2 separate regions of the Homo sapiens genome follow, and region 2 is linked to region 1. A link is an interaction called in ENCODE POLR2A ChIA-PET data of the cell type or tissue named here. Cell type or tissue: Panc1. All regions are shown on one strand.

Evidence for each region. ChIA-PET counts read pairs that join two places held together with the same protein. Peaks named below come from ENCODE experiments on the same cell type or tissue, not always from the same donor. Only the 100,000 strongest peaks of a DNase experiment are listed, where the experiment ranks them.
Region 2: POLR2A ChIA-PET joins it to region 1 with 13 read pairs; 3 of 35 experiments call an interaction of 5 or more read pairs at or near these places.

What each region holds. Positions count from the first base shown.
Region 1 is chr7:6,193,800-6,201,799 of GRCh38, reverse strand. The region is part of intron 1 of CYTH3 (cytohesin 3); the gene reads left to right. Among named protein-coding and RNA genes, the nearest start is that of CYTH3, 75 kb to the left of the region's middle. In Panc1, no CTCF peak of the experiment used is centred here; no DNase peak of the experiment used is centred here.
Region 2 is chr7:6,444,013-6,452,012 of GRCh38, reverse strand. It overlaps DAGLB (diacylglycerol lipase beta), which reads left to right and starts at 4,059. Exons shown (of 15, transcript NM_139179.4): 1 at 4,059-4,265; 2 at 5,909-6,060. The coding sequence starts at 4,171. RefSeq lists an enhancer at 3,802-3,851. In Panc1, no CTCF peak of the experiment used is centred here; DNase peaks (open chromatin) are centred at 3,432, 3,992 and 4,802; H3K4me3 peaks cover 2,733 bases; H3K27ac peaks cover 2,736 bases.

The DNA of each region.
Region 1 (8,000 bases):
CTTCTTAACTTGACAAGTCTAAAGTTAATCATCTATCCGCTCCGCCTTCGAACCCTAAGAACTTGAGAGCAAATTACTTCCCTTCTTATTTACATGCTGTTGTTGTTGAGCATTTTAGTTCTGTTCTTACTCTATGAGATGTTGTTATCTTACACAGTCAGGTTTTTTTAAGATTTACTTATGGAAACCAGTGCTCATCATTTTCTCTTGATGCTCACACCTCCTGTACTGGATCCCTTCTCTTGATTGAACTTATTTAAGAATTTCTGTTAGTGATAATGGTGCACCAGTGGCCAACTCCAGTTTGTGTCTGAAAATGTCACCTTTCACCTAATCCAAAGAAGGCTGGGTAAGGAACCAGTGTCCTGGAACAGTGAAGATCACCACATGGAGATTGAGGAGAAATGACAAGAAAGAAGGTTCCAAGGAGGTGGCGAGAATCGGACCCTTGGAGCCTCTGCGGCTTTCCTGCCTGCCCCTGCAGCTCAGTGCAGCATCCTGGCTAGCTGCGGCATGCCACTCACCTGGCCCTTTCCGTTGTTGCTAACACGTGACTGCCCTGTTACCCACCTGGATGTCATAGTTTGAATGCTGCTTTATCACCCACTGAGGTCACCCGACTGTCGAGTGGTGAGGAGAGGCAGAGCGCAGCCCCTGGCAGCTCAGAGCCTGCCCTTTTGTTCTGCGTGTCATCATACTGCTTCAGTAGTCTCCAGAAACTCATGCTCATTTAACAGTTGAGCCAGGCAAGGTGGCTCATACCTACAATCCCAGCACTTTGGGAGGCCGAAGTAGAGGATTACTTGAGCCCAGGAGTTTGAGACTAGCCTGGACAACAACATAGTGAGACCCTGTCTCTACAAAAACAATTTGAAAGTTAGCTGGGCATGGTGGTACGTGCCTGTGGTCCCAGCTATTCAGGAGGCTGAGGCGGGAGGATCACCTGAGTTTGGGACGCTGAGGCTGCAGTGAGCTGTGATTGTGCCATTGCAGTCCAGACTGAGTGACAGAGCAAGATCCTTTCTCAAAATAACCAGTTTAAATTGCTGGATATAACAGTGTTATGAGATAGGTGTTATTTCTGTGTGTGTTAAACCACGGCTCCATGTAGAGTTTCCATGTAGTGGATTAACTGGGACTAGTGCTCAAAGCCCATGCTTTGCCAGTGTTCTGTTTCCTGCAGAATCGGCCAGTCTCTGAACTGACCAAAAATCTAAAAAGCTCCATATCACAACAAAAATTAGTATTGATTAGTAATAAAGGTAAACTTAAGGGTAAGAGAATCAATTTCAATTAGGACTAGGTAGCCAGAAATACACAGTTGTGAGTTAAATGACCAAATTTTTGTTCAGGGTACGTATTATCACATTTGACTTACAGTGACTAAAACATAGTGAGGGTTCTGGCCACAGTTCATAACTGTGAAACTCCATCTTTCTCCAGGAGAAGTCATAGGACTGCGAGTGAACTCCGTGGAAGATCTCATATGTTTGCATATACATGTATATAAAATGTGTCAGGGTGTCACTATTTATAGCAGTAAACTAGAAAGCTGCAGCTTCTTGGTAGATTGGAATCTGTTAGATAACTAGATTAATAATATAACTTGAAAGTTAGAAAGTACTGAATCAACTTGGAGATACCACTTGCTTATTTTTTAATATGAGTATCTGTGACAATCTCCCATTTTTCCTTGATTCTGAGATACAAATTATACATTTTAAACTGCCTGAAATTAAGCATACATCTTACAATTGATGGGCTCTTAGATTTTATTAAAGATGGTAAATAAGGGAATGATTCTGAATTTCTTAATATTATTGCACACTTTGTTAGTGGTTGGTTTAGGATTTATATATACACCTTTCATTTCTCAGTCTACCATCAAATGATGTTAACCATTTCACATGTGGGATAAGCAGCTTATAACGTGTGCTTTCCTTTCTCCCTCCCAACCTTTGTTCTGTTTTATATTTGTTATTAACCCAATACATGTCGTATTATTTCTGCTTTGAACACTAACAGTAAATCTTTTAAAGAGGTATCTGTCATGAAGGGAAAGTATTCACTCACATAGTTATCATTTACAAGACTTTCATTGTTTTGCATCGGTAACAAATTTTTATCTGGTATCTTTTCTTTCCCCCTGCATGAAGGACTGCTTTAACATTTCTTGTAGTGCAGATGTGCTAGTGGCAAATTAGTTTAAGTTTTTATATCTGAAAATGTCTTTGTTTCATCTTTATTTTTGAAAGAGATTTTGCAGGGTGTAGAATTTTGTTATTTTGTTTGCTTGTTTTTTTATTGTTTATTTTTTAGAGATAGGTTCTTGCTATGTTGCCCAGGCCAGCCTCAACTCTTGGGCTCCAGATCCTCCTGCTACAGACTCCCCAGTGGCTGGGACTACAGGCACATAACCACTGTGCCTGGCTGTTTTTCTACCCCCATCATTTCAGGCAACAGGATAAATCCAGTCCCTGTTACTCCATTGTGGCTGGAAGCAGAAGGTCCACACTTAAGTACTTTAAATTCCTACAAACCTGAACCTAAAATATAGACCTCAACAACTGTGAGTCTCTGTGATTTTGCAGATCTAAGTTTGTGGAAGGCTAGTGCCTGAGAAAGGCAAGGATTTTGGCTGAATGATGTGAATTTGCTCCTGATTCTTATGTAAAGCTTCACTGGCAGCACCCTTTTACTAAAATGGAGGATTTCCTGCCTTCTTTCCACATTGTTTTTTCCTTGTGGAAACATTTATATTTGCTATCAAGAATTAGAGTAAGAATGTTGAAACCGTATGTGCTGCACAGACTCATTCTCTTTTAGAGCCTGATGCATTGTTAGAAATAAACCAGTGTGTCCAACCTCCTCCATCAGACGAGAACTGAGTCTGAAGGACCCTTTCCTAGCGTGTCTGGAATGTCAGGATTTTATAGGGAAGCTCGTGGTGGGTGCATTCAACCAGCTTTAGAGATTTCATGCCAGACCAGTGATTTCCAGTTAACCTGCCCTTTTTTTTTTTTTTAGCAGCTTTATTGAGGTTGGAGGGGAAGTTTTCATTGTATGCCTTTTTATATGTTTGTGTATGTGTAACCATATCCATATATTACTTTATCCATTCAAAAATAAACCGCTAGATTTCTTGGGAGGAAAAAACCACTTGACCTTTGTTTCTTCTTACCTAACAGAGTCCAAGTAACAAAACATACATGATGTCAATAAGTGAATCCAAGCCTTAGATAACTTTGATTGAAGGCTGGTTTGTTGCTGTGGAAAAGATCTGGATAATTAAGGACACCTTCTCTGAACATTGCTTATCTTCCCATTTTTAGTATGGCGGTCACATGTGTGAAATTGTCTGTGTATCAGCAGATTCTGTGACTGCAAAGTTATTTTGGATGCAGAGGGATACTGATAGAACGTCACTAAACAGCTGGTCTAACAGCTAGGTGTTGGTATTTGCTATACAATCTGGGTGTCCAAAGACACAATAGGACAGCAAGGTACTTAGAAGCTCCGCAGAGACTGGTTCAGAAATACTTTATCACATACTCCTATGCCTTTTATTTATTCCTTTTCATGTGTCAAGGATAATTCTGTTACTTCCTAGTAATGCTTTCCCCAAATATCCTGAGTGATATTGCTACAGATGTTACTAGCCACTTAATACCTGAAAGTTTTTTTTTTCCTTTTTTTTTTTTTTTTCTTAAGAGTGTCTCACTCTGTTACTCAGGTTGGAGTGCAGTAGCACAGTCATAGCTCGCTGCATCCTCAAACTCAAGGGCTCAAGCGATCCCCCCACTTCAGCCTCTTGAGTACCCGGGACTGTGGGCATGCGTGACATGTCTGGCTAATTTCTTTTCTGTTTTTTGTAGAGACAGAGTTTCTTTGTGTTGCCCAGGCTAGTCTCAAACTCCTGGCCTCAAGCAATCTTCTGGCTTTGGCTTCCCAAAGTACTGGGATTACAGGCTTGAGCCATTACACCTGGCCAAATACGTGAAACTTAAATTTTTTTTTAACATGAAAAATTCAAACTCTTAGACTGTAAAATGGATAATGGATCAAATAGATTTAATAATTGTTATAATTTTGCTCAATTCTTTTTTTTCCCTCTTTGAGGCAGAGTTCCACTCTTGTTGCCCAGGCTGGAGGGCAATGGCATGATCTTGGCTCACTGCAATCTCCCCCTCTTGGGTTCAAGCATTTCTCCTGCTTCACCCTCCCAGGTAGCTGGGATTTCAGGCACCCACCATTACATCTGGCTAATTTTTGTATTTTTAGTAGAGACGGGATTTCATCATATTGGCCAGGCTGGTCTGGAGCTGCTGACCTTAGGTGATCCGCCCACTTCGGCCTTCCAAAGTGCTGAGATTACAGGTGTGAGCCACTGTGCTCAGCCTCAATTCTTTTTTTGCTAAAGTATTTCGAAGTATAGACATAATAGCATTATATCCCTATATACTATGACATGAATCTCTAGAAAATAAAGACATTTCTCTACACAGCCACCATGTCTTTGTCCCACTGTACAAAATTTTCTTTTAGACGTGGAAATTCTGATTGCAGTACTGGTAAAGTAAACGGCTAGTGCTTATTCAACTCCTTAGGGCCTTAAGGGGGTAGGAAAAGATAGGTATTACTGAAAGATAAAAATCAAGGAAATCCTTTGATTCCGATTAAAAGGTATTTTAGGATCTTTAGAGTTAAATCATTCTGGTGTTTAGATTCACTTTGTACGTCTTCACTCTGTGTTAACAACCAACCCTGCTCATCTTTAGGGTAGGAGGAGAGAAACTGTAGATAGACTTTCTTAAAAAGGAAACAGAAATGTATGCCGATGCTTGAATTAAAGCTCTCCCCTTGCAGGCTCTTATTTTTCTATATCTGCACAGGAGAGCTCAGCAGAAGAAAATTCTTTTCGTAAATGTTGTTGACAGACTTGATTTGAATCTTCAGGTACATTTACTTTTTAGTAACAGGATAGTGTCAGTCAGCTGGTTACTATTAGATATACTTTTTGCCATATTGAAATAAGATGCGGCTGGGCGCGGTGGCTCACGCCTGTAATCCCAGCACTTTGAGAGGCTGAGGTGGGTGGATCACCTGAGGTCAGGAGTTTGAGACCAGCCTGGCCAACACGGTGAAACCCCGTCTCTACTAAAAACATAGAAAATTAGCTGGGCATGGTGGTGCGTGCCTATAATCCCAGCTACTTGTGAGGCTGGGGCAGGAGAATCACTTGAATGTGGGAGGTGAAGGTTGCAGTGAGCTGAGATTGTGCCATTGCACTCCAGCCTGGGCAACAAAAATGAAATTCCGTCTCAAAAAAAAAAAAAAAAAAAAGAAAAAAAGAAAAAAGATGCTCCCTCAGATGCGTAAGAGTAATAGTTTTGAAGATTTGAGAACTGCCTGCTTGCTTCTTTATTTTATTTGATCTCTCTGGGCATTCGATGTTGGTTTTCTGCCTGTTGAAATTCTTTATTGGCTTTCATTCTTTCCTACTTCTCACGTTATCTCTTGATCTCGATTTCTTTGTGTTTCTTCTCCTTCAACGCTAAGTGTGGTGCGCATTCATTCCACTCGTGCTCTTTAGCCGATCACAGTAAAATGTCAGGTGGAGCTAGGCTGAGCCAAGGAGAATAGAGCATAGACTTTATGGGCTTCTCAGAAGGAAGACTTCTCACTCTTGAGAGAGACATAGGACTAAGGAAGCATGTAGTTTCAGTTGCTGGGGGAAGCCTAGAGCGAGAAAGAGACAGACTTTAGGATGAAACTGACACATTGGAAGGCAGGATGAACAGACTGGGTTACCGATGACATCGTTGAGCTACCAGACCACCCAATAGCATGTTGCATGACTTTGGATCTCCTTGAGCTTATTCTACGTGGACTTTGATGAGCACCTTGGAGGTGTATATTCATGTCATTCATCAAATTTGGGACATTTCAGCCATTATTTCTTCAAATATTTTTTCTTTTTCTCCTGGGAAAGAATCATTAGACTTTCCCTGGCTTTGGTTTCCTCATTTATAAAACGAGGATAATAATGGCTGCTCTTAGTTATTTGGGGGGTTTAATGGAGATGACCTGTTAGTTGATCAGTAAATTGTAGTTCCTTCCTCATTCATTGCTTGACATAGAGGATTGCTTAAGAAAACAGCAGTGTGAATACAAAAAATTAGCCGGGCGTGATGGCAGGCACCTGTAATCCCAGCTACTTGGGAGGCTGAGGCAGGAGAATTGCTTGAACCTGGGAGGTGGAGGTTGCAGTGAGCCCAGATCGTGCCATTGTACTCCAGCCTGGGTGAGAGAGTGAGACGCCGTCTCAAAAAAATAAAAAAGAAAAAGAAAACCACAGTGTGGAATTTATCGACACTTAGATCTAATACAGGAAGCAGGAAATTAAAAATTTTATGTTAATTGTATTATTTGTATCTTTGTGAAGCATATTTTATTTTTTTCTGTTTGAGACAAAAGTTTACTAAGAAAGACCTGAAGAAAATAGTGTCTTTTTGCAAAATTTTTTTGCTTTGCCATGTTTACTTTATCATAAGCTGAACATTGTGTTCTTAATTTATATCGTAATGAAAACATTTAACTGATTAGGGATCACAGTACCTACAGTACCCTTGAAAATATTAATAAATTTGTTCTCTTTTTTTAGGCATAACCATTGCCATCCAAAAGTTATTTTCTGTGATGAACAGCTTTTTGGTTTCAGATGACCATTGGCTTATTTAGGAAGAAGATATGGCCTACTTTTTCTCTTTTCATTTGTCTCTTTCTTTTTTCTTTTTTTAAAATTATTTATTTATTTATTTTTTGAGATGGAGTTTTGCTCTTGTGGCTCAGGCTGGAGTGCAATGACGCGATCTCGGCTCACTGCAACTTCCACCTCCTGGGTTCAAGTGATTCTCCCGCCTCAGCCTCCCGAGTAGCTGGGACTATAGGCGCCCGCCACGGCACCCAGCTAATTTTTGTATTTTTAGTAGAGATGCGGTTTCACCATGTTAGCCAGGATGCTCTCGATCTCTTGACGTCATGATCCGCCTGCCTTGGCCTCCCAAAGTGCTGGGATTACAGGCGTGAGCCACGTGCCCGGCCTATTTACTTTTTTAATCTACACAATGGGCTTCTTTGATGTTATTGGTACATATCTTCTGTTGCAGTGCACAGAAATTTTTCTGATATACCTGGGAGTAAAATTGCTGGGTCATAGCAGATGCACTTCTTTGATATTAATAGACAAATTGTTTTCCAAAGTTCTCTCGATGACAGGTCACAGTCTGGTGAGATTGAAATGCATGTGTTGTTTTCAAGGTTTTTTTGTTTTTTGTTTTTGTTTATTTTTAAAGAGATGGGAGTCTCGCTCTGTCACCCAGGCTGGGATGCAGTGGCTGGTCACTGCAACCTGGAACCCCTGAGCTCAAGCGATCCTCCCACCTCAGCCTCCTGAGTACCTGGGACTACGGATGCGTGCCATCACGCCTGGCTTTTTCCCCAAGGTTTTATATTTTATCAGTTGTACACGTATTAAAGAGTCAACTGTAATGTTTGTAATGGGGGCAAGCATTGCCTTGCCTTGTCACTTTCTTGTCCCCAAGGTGTAACCACTTTTATCCCTTTTTGCTTTTTTGTGTCTGTTTCGGTATCTGTTTTGCATGTCAGAGGCTTACCTCCAGTTTGGGAAGGAAGAAGTAAAAAGTGTATTAGAAGCTCTGAGTGCAGCAGAAGGCCGTGTTGACTGTTTCTCTGTAGGGTGATGTGGGTGTACTGGTTGTTGGTGTCTGCCCCTCAGATCATTATCTTTAGAGCTGAAGCCTGTGGGATGCTTCAGAGAAGACGCTTGTCCCAGCCTCTGTCCAGGGTGGTGGGAGAGGAGTAAATGGCCCGTGGCCTGCAGTCGGGGAGCCCAGTGGAGAAGGCGGCTTGGTGATGAGTATGTTTGCTTTTATCTCTCACCCCTGTTTTTAGTAGGGTGCCCTTGCCCTCAAACGTGT
Region 2 (8,000 bases), 250 kb before region 1:
CCAGCTACTAGGGAGGCTGAGGCAGAAGAATCGCTTGAACCCAGGAGGCGGGGGTTGCAGTGAGCCGAGATCGCGCCCTACACTCCAGCCTGGCGACAGAGCGAGACTCCGTCTCAAAAAAAACAAAAAAAACAAAAACAAAAAAAGAGGCAGGAGAGGCTGGGTGCGGTGGCTCACGCCTGTAATCCCAGTACTTTGGGAAGCTGAGGTGGGCGGATCACTTGAGGTCAGGAGTTCGAGACCAGCCAAGGCCAACATGGCAAAACCCTGTCTCTACTAAAAATACAAAAATTAGCTGTGCATGGTGGCATATGCCTATAATCCCAGCTACTCAGAATGCTGAGGCAGGAGAATCGCTTGAACTCAGAAGGCTGAGGTTGCAGAACTCAGATCGCGCCATGGCATTCCCACCTAGGCCACAGAACAAGACTCCATCTCAAAAAAAAAAAAAAAGGAAATGAGGCAGGAGAATCAGGAATGAGGGTAATCAATGGTTAACAAGGGTTAAGGCATAAGCAAAAGATCAGCAGGTGCAGCCAGTTCTGGGCAAGATAAGGCAGCATAGAGGCCACATCTGCACTTCTGTGATAACAAGACAGAAGTTTCCACTTCAGCCATGAGTGTTAACCACATTCTTTCTGCTTAATGAAGACCCTAATTGAGGGGTCTCTTGAGCTGTGTGGTCTCTTGAACTTCGTGTCAATCAATCTGTGCTTTTTACGCCATTTGTTTGTCTTTTGTTGATTTGTTTTTTGTTGTTGTCGTTGTTGCTTTGTGGGGTTTTTGTTGCAATTTTTATTTATTTATTATTTTTGAGATGGAGTTTTGCTCTTGTTGCCCAGGCTGGAGTGCAGTGGTGTGATTTTGGGTCACTGCAACCTCCATCTCCCGGGTTCAAGCAATTCTCCTGCCTCAGCCTCCCGAGTAGCTGGGATTACAGGCATGTGCCACCACATCCAGCTAATTTTTAGGAGAGACGGGGTTTCGCCATGTTGGCCAGGCTGGTCTTGAACTCCTGACTTCAAGTGATCCTCCTGCCTCAGCCTCCCAAAGTGTTGGGATTACAGGCATGAGCCACCGTGCCTGGCCTAGTTTTTGTATTTTCAGTAGAGACAGGGTTTCGCCATGTTGGCCAGGCTGGTCTTGAACCCCTGACCTCAGGTGATCCACCCGCCTCGGCCTCCCCAAAGTGCTGAGATTATAGGGGTGAGTCACCGTGCCCGGCCTTGTGTTGCAATTCTCGGTTCAACGCGCAAGCCCCTGACCAACTCACAGCCAAGACTTTCCATCCAGTAACAGAAAACCTGCAGGAGGACTCTTCCTGGCAGAGGAAACACAGAATGTAGAACCCCTGGAGCAAAAATGACCCTGATGTCTTTTCAGAGGGGGAAAAGGCGGCAGGCAGTGGGGTGGGTGATAGAGGCAAATAGTAACCAGGGAGACAGATAAATGAGCCCTTACAAACTTTTGATGTGTGACTACCAGGGAAAGGCCTTTGCCAGGGGCTGGAGTGTAATTTTTTTTTTTTTTTTGAGACGGAGTCTTGCTCTGTTGCCAGGCTAGAGTGCAGGGCGCGATCTTGGCTCACTGCAACCTCCGCCTCCCAGGTTCAAGCGATTCCCCTGCCTCAGCCTCCGGAGTAGCTGGAATTACAGGCATGTGCCACCACATCCAGCTAATTTTTAGGAGAGACGGGGTTTCGCCATGTTGGCCAGGCTGGTCTTGAACTCCTGACTTCAGGTGATCCTCCTGCCTCAGCCTCCCAAAGTGTTGGGATTACAGGCATGAGCCACCGTGCCTGGCCTAGTTTTTGTATTTTCAGTAGAGACAGGGTTTCGCCGTGTTGGCCAGGCTGGTCTTGAACCCCTGACCTCAGGTGATCCACCCGCCTCGGCCTCCCCAAAGTGCTGAGATTACAGGCGTGAGTCACCGTGCCCGGCCTTGTGTTGCAATTCTCGGTTCAACACGCAAGCCCCTGACCAACTCACAGCCAAGACTTTCCATCCAGTAACAGAAAACCTGCAGGGGGGCTATTCCTGGCAGAGGAAACACAGAATGTAGAACCCCTGGAGCAAAAATGACCCTGATGTCTTTTCAGAGGGGGAAAAGGCGGCAGGCAGTGGGGTGGGTGATAGAGGCAAATAGTAACCAGGGAGACAGATAAATGAGCCCTTACAAACTTTTGATGTGTGACTACCAGGGAAAGGCCTTTGCCAGGGGCTGGAGTGTAATTTTTTTTTTTTTTTTGAGACGGAGTCTTGCTCTGTTGCCAGGCTAGAGTGCAGGGCGCGATCTTGGCTCACTGCAACCTCTGCCTCCCAGGTTCAAGCGATTCCCCTGCCTCAGCCTCCCAAGTAGCCAGGACTACAGGTGCGTGCCACCACACTTGGCTAACTTTTTTTTTAAATTTTAGTAGAGACGAGGTTTCACCATGTTGGCTAAGATGGTCTCGATCTCCTCCTGACCTCGTGATTCGCCCACCTTAGCCTCCCAAAGTGTTGGGATTACAGGCGTGAGGCACCGCGCCTGGCCTGCAATGTAATTTTATGCACAAAGTGCAGCCTTGCAAAGTCCCAGGCAGGGTGCAGGCTTTATCTGAAGGTTCACAAAGTCACCCTGGCTGCTGAAGAGGGCACAGCAGAATGAGAAAGCACAGTGGGGTGATGAGCCCAGGCAGGAGATGAAGGTGGCTCAGACCAGGGTGGGGCAGTGGGGGTACTGAAAAGCGCTCAGACTCCACCCCGCCAGCTGCAGGGTGGTTTCAGACCCTGAACTCGAGGGGTTCCTAACACGGGCTCCTTACAGCAAGGGGCACAGATGGAAGCAATGTTGTCCCATGCTTGCAAGTCTCACAGAACGGGATATGAGTCCCACACCTGCCATTGACAGCCTGGGTCTCTAGGCTAGCTAATTCCTCCAGGCCTGAAGCGTCCCTCCTTATAAAATGAAAATTTCGGTCAGGTGTAGTGGCTCACGCCTGTAATACCAGCACTTTGGGAGGCTGCGGCGGGAGGATGGTTTGAGGCCAGGAGTTCAAGACCGGCCTGGGCAACAGAGTGAGACTCCGGTCTCTACAAAAAATAGGAAAATTTATGGAGAAACCCCATCTCTACTAAAAATACAAAATTAGCTGGGCATGGTGACACATGCCTGTAATCCCAGCTACTCAGGAGGCTGAGGCAGGAGAATCGCTTGAACCCAGGAGATGGAGGTTGTGGTGAACCAAGATCGCGCCATTGCACTCCAGCCTGGGGCAACAAGAGCAAAACTATGTCTCTAAATAAATAAATAAATAAATAAATAAATAAATAAAAATAAATTAGCCGGGAGTGTGGCACGTGCCTTTGGTCTCAGCTACTCAGGAGGTTGAGGTGGGAGAGTCGCTGGAATCCAGGAATTCAAGGCGGCATTCAGGAGTTCAAGGCTGCAGTGAGTCATGATTGCGCCACTGCACTCCACCCTGAACGACAGAGCCATACGCTGCCTTAAACAAACAGACAAACAGGGCCGGGCGCAGTGGTTCACGCCTGTAATCCTAGCACTTTGAGAGGCCCAGGCGGGCGGATCACTTGAGGTCAGGGGTTCGAGACCAGCCTGGCCAACATGGTGAAACTTCGTCTCTACTAAAAATACAAAAATTAGCCGTGGTGGCGCGCTCCTGTAATCACAGCTACACCGGAGCCTGAGACAGGTGAATCGCTTGAGCCCGGGAGGCGGAGGATGCAGTGAGCCGAGATCACACCCACTGCACTCCAGCCTGGGAACAGAGCGAGACTCCGTCACCAAAAAAAAAAAAAAAAAAAAAAAAAAAAAAAAAAAAAAAAGGAAAAGGAAATATCACCAGAACGGATATCACTGCACTCTTCACGAAAAAGAAAAAGAAAATACCAGAACGGATTTCACCGACCGGCAGACCTGCAATCGACTCAGCCAGCGCCTTCCGGATCAGCGTTTCTGCGCAGGCGCAGACAGCTCCGGCGGAAGAGGCGGTGTAGGGCTCAGTGCGCTTGCGCCGATCTCGGCCTCAGCGTGAGCATGCGCAGGTCCCCGCCCTCGCTGCGTTTGCGCTTGAGCGCCGATAATTTGGTGGCGGCGTCCGGAGGGTGCTGGTTTGTTCTCGGTGAACGGCGCGCGGGGTCTCTCCTGAGTGCGAGCTACGGGACCTTCGCCATGCCGGGGATGGTACTCTTCGGCCGGCGCTGGGCCATCGCCAGCGACGACTTGGTCTTCCCAGGGTTCTTCGAGCTGGTCGTGCGAGTGCTGTGGTAAGGACGGCGGCTACGGGGGCGGTGGAGCCCACCGGAGAGGGAGCGGGGGGCGAGCTGTCCCTTGAGACGGTGACAGAAGTGGCTTCCCAAGCACTGTCGCGGTCCCAGCGCTGGCCACGCATCCTCTTATCGAGTTCTCACCACTGCCCGAAGAGGTGGGCAGTGGTGCTGTGTCCATTTGACGGATGACAAACCGAAGCCCCCAGAGTGTGTGGGCTGACCCCGGGGGACAAACAGGGGGTTTCGAAGTCCGCGCAGCAGGACGCGAGCACCCCTTTGTGTGCAGCGCCGAGACCTGGCCCTGGGGTGCCACGAGGGTGTTACCGCCGGCAAAAGCCTTGGCCTCGAGTTCTCCTTTCTTGAGGCGGGAGCAGCCACTTGTGCCCTTCCTTCCCTTTGTACGGGGCACTTGAATCTGCAACACGAAGGATAGGAAAAAATACCGAGCCGGTTGTGGCTGCATTTCGTGAGAAGCAGACAGGCTCAACATACAACGCTGTTGTCTTTCAAAGTGTGGAATCAGTGGGAAGTGGCATTGGTACCTGAAGTCTGTTCCCAGAGGATCTGTGCAGGGAATGAATCATTGTTATGCAAAAGTAGATTCTTGGCTGGGCGCCATGGCTCACGCCTGTTATCTCAGCACATTGAGAGGCTGAGACGGGAGGATTGCTTGAGGGCAGGAGTTTGAGACCAACCTGGGCAACATAGTGAGACCCCTTTTCTTTTTATTTTTTTGAGACAGGGTCTCACTCTGCTACCCAGGCGGGAGTGCAGTGGTGCGATCACCACTCACTGCAGCCTCAACCTCCTGGGCTCAAGCGATCTTCCCACTTCACTCTTCCAAGTAGCTGGGACCACAGACTCGTGCCACCACGCCCAGCTAACTTTTTCTATTTTTTGTAGAGATGGAGTCTCACCGTGTTGCCCAGGCTAGTGTCCAACTCTTGTGCTCAAGTGATCCTCCTGCCTTGGCCTCCCAAAGTGCTAGGATTACAGACGTGAGCCGCCGTGCCGGGCCTAGATCTTTTATTGTTGGCAATTATATTCCAGGCCAGGTGCAGTGATTCATGCCTGTAATCCCAGCACTTTGGGAGGCCAAGGCAGGAAGATCACTTGAAGCCAGGAGTTCAAGACCAGTCTGGGCAACATAGCAAGACCCTGTCTCTACAAAAAGAAAATTATATTCCAAAGTGAACCTTGCCTTGTTTTGGAAAATATTAACTCCTTTTATTTCTTTTTTTTTTTTTTTTTTTTTTTTTTTTTTTTTGAGACGGAGTCTCATATCGTTGCCCAGGCTGGAGTGCAGTGACACGATCTCGGCTCACTGCCACCTCCACGTCCCAGGTTCAAGCAATTCTCCTGTCTCAGCCTCTCGAGTAGCTGGGACTACAGGTGCGCACCACTACGCCCAGCTATTTTTTTTTTTTTTTTTGTATTTTTCGTAGAGACAGGGTTTCACCATGTTGATCAGGATGGTCTCGATCTCCTGACCTTGTGATCCGCCCACCTCACCCTCCCAAAGTGCTGTGATTACAGGTGTGAGCCACCGCGCCCTGTCCCCTTTTATTTCTTTGTATCATGTTCTACACAGCAGCTCCTTGGATTTCATTTCTGACCCTTCCCTTTTTTTTTTTTGCCAGGTGGATTGGCATTCTGACGTTGTATCTCATGCACAGAGGAAAGCTGGACTGTGCTGGTGGAGCCTTGCTCAGCAGTTACTTGATCGTCCTCATGATTCTCCTGGCAGTTGTCATATGTACTGTGTCAGCCATCATGTGTGTCAGCATGAGAGGTAAAAAGTAGCCTTTTCTATTTGATACCTATTTTTTTATAGCTTTATTGAGATATAATTCACATACCATACAATTCACTTCTGTAAACTTTCCAATTCAACAGTTTTTAATATAATCACAGAGTTGTGCAGCCATCACCATCATCAAGTTTATACCATTTTCTTCACTCCTGAAAGAAATCCTGTACCAGGCGGGACACAGTGGCTCACACCTGTAATCCCAGCACTTTGGGAAGCCGAGGTGGGTGGATCACTTGAGGCCAGGAGCATGAGACTAGCCTGGCCAACACAGTGGAACCCCATCTCTACGTCTCTACTAAAAATAGAGAAAATTATGTTGGTGCATGCTTGTAATCCCAGCTGCTAGGGAGCTGAGATCATGCCACCGTACTCCAGCCTGAGTGACAGAGTGGAGACTCTGTCACAAAACGGAAAGAAAGAGATCCCATACCCATTAGCAGTCACTCCTCATTTTCCCCAAACTCTCCCAACCCTAAGCATTCACTAATTTGCTTTCTGTCTGTGTACATTTGCCTATTGTGGACATCATATAAGTGGAATTTATTCACTGTGTGGCCTTTTGGTCTGGTTTCTTAAGCTTAGCATAATGTCTTCAAGATTCATCGATGTTTTAGCATGTATCAGTACTTCATTTTGATGGCTGAATAAGAGCATCGAATGAATGGACCACATTTTATTTATCCCTTTGCCATTTGGTAGGCATTTGGATTGTTTCCATTTTTCACCTATTACGAATAGTGCAGCTATGAACATTCGCATACAAGTGTTTATACAGACATGTTTTCATTTCTCTTGAGTGTGTACCTAGGAGTGAATTGCTGGATCATGTGTTAATGCTCTGTGAAACCTTTTGAGGAACTGCCAGACTTTTCCAAGCAGCTGTACCATTTTACATTCCCACCAGCAGTGTATAAGGGTTCTAATTGCCCAACGCTCTTATTATATGACTTGTTAATTATAGCCATCCTAGTGAATGTGAAGTGGTAGCTCATGATTTTGTTTTGTTGTGTTTTGTTTTGTTTTTTTGAGACGGAGTCACACTCTGTCACCCAGGCTGGAGTGCCATGGCGCAATCTCGGCTCACTGTAACCTCTGCCTCCCGGGTTCAAGTGATTCTCCTGCCTCAGCCTCCCGAATAGCTGGGGCCACAGGCCATTTGTTTTTTGTCTCATGGCTTTGAGGAACATTTCTTTGGTGACTAATGATGTTGAGCATCCTTTCATTTGCTTATTGCTCATTTGTGTATCATTTTTGCGGAAATGTCTGTTCAGATCTTTTGCCCAATTTTAGACTAGGCTATTGATCCTTTTATTTTTTATTTTTATTTTTTGAGATAGAGTCTCCCTCCGCTGCGCAGGCTGGAGTGCAGTGGCGTGCTCTCTGCTCACTGCAGCCTCCGTCTCCTGGGTTCAAGTGATTCTTGTGCCTCAGCCTCCCATGTAGCTGGGATTACAGGCACCCGCTACCACGCCTGGCTAATTTTTGTATTTTTAGTAGAGATGCGGTTTTACCATGTTGGTCAGGCTTGTCTCGATCTCCTGACCTCACGTGATCCACCCGCTTCGACCTCCCAAAGTGCTAGGATTACAAGTGTGAGTCACCGCGCCTGGTCCCTTTTATTTTTACATTGTGAGGGTTACAACTATTTTGTTGTTGTTAGAGACAGTGTCTTGCTCTGTTGCCCAGGCTAGAGGGCAGTGGCGCAATCATAGCTCACTGCAGCCTCAAATACCTGGGCTCAAGCAATCCTCTCTTCTCAACCCCCAAGTAGCTGGAAGTACAGGCACGTGCCACCATACCTGGCTAATTTTTTTTATTTTTATTTTTTGTAGAGACAGGGTCTTGCTATATAGCTTAGACTGATCTTGAACTCCTGGGCTCAGGTGATCCTCTCGTCTCGGTCTCCCAAAATGCTAGGA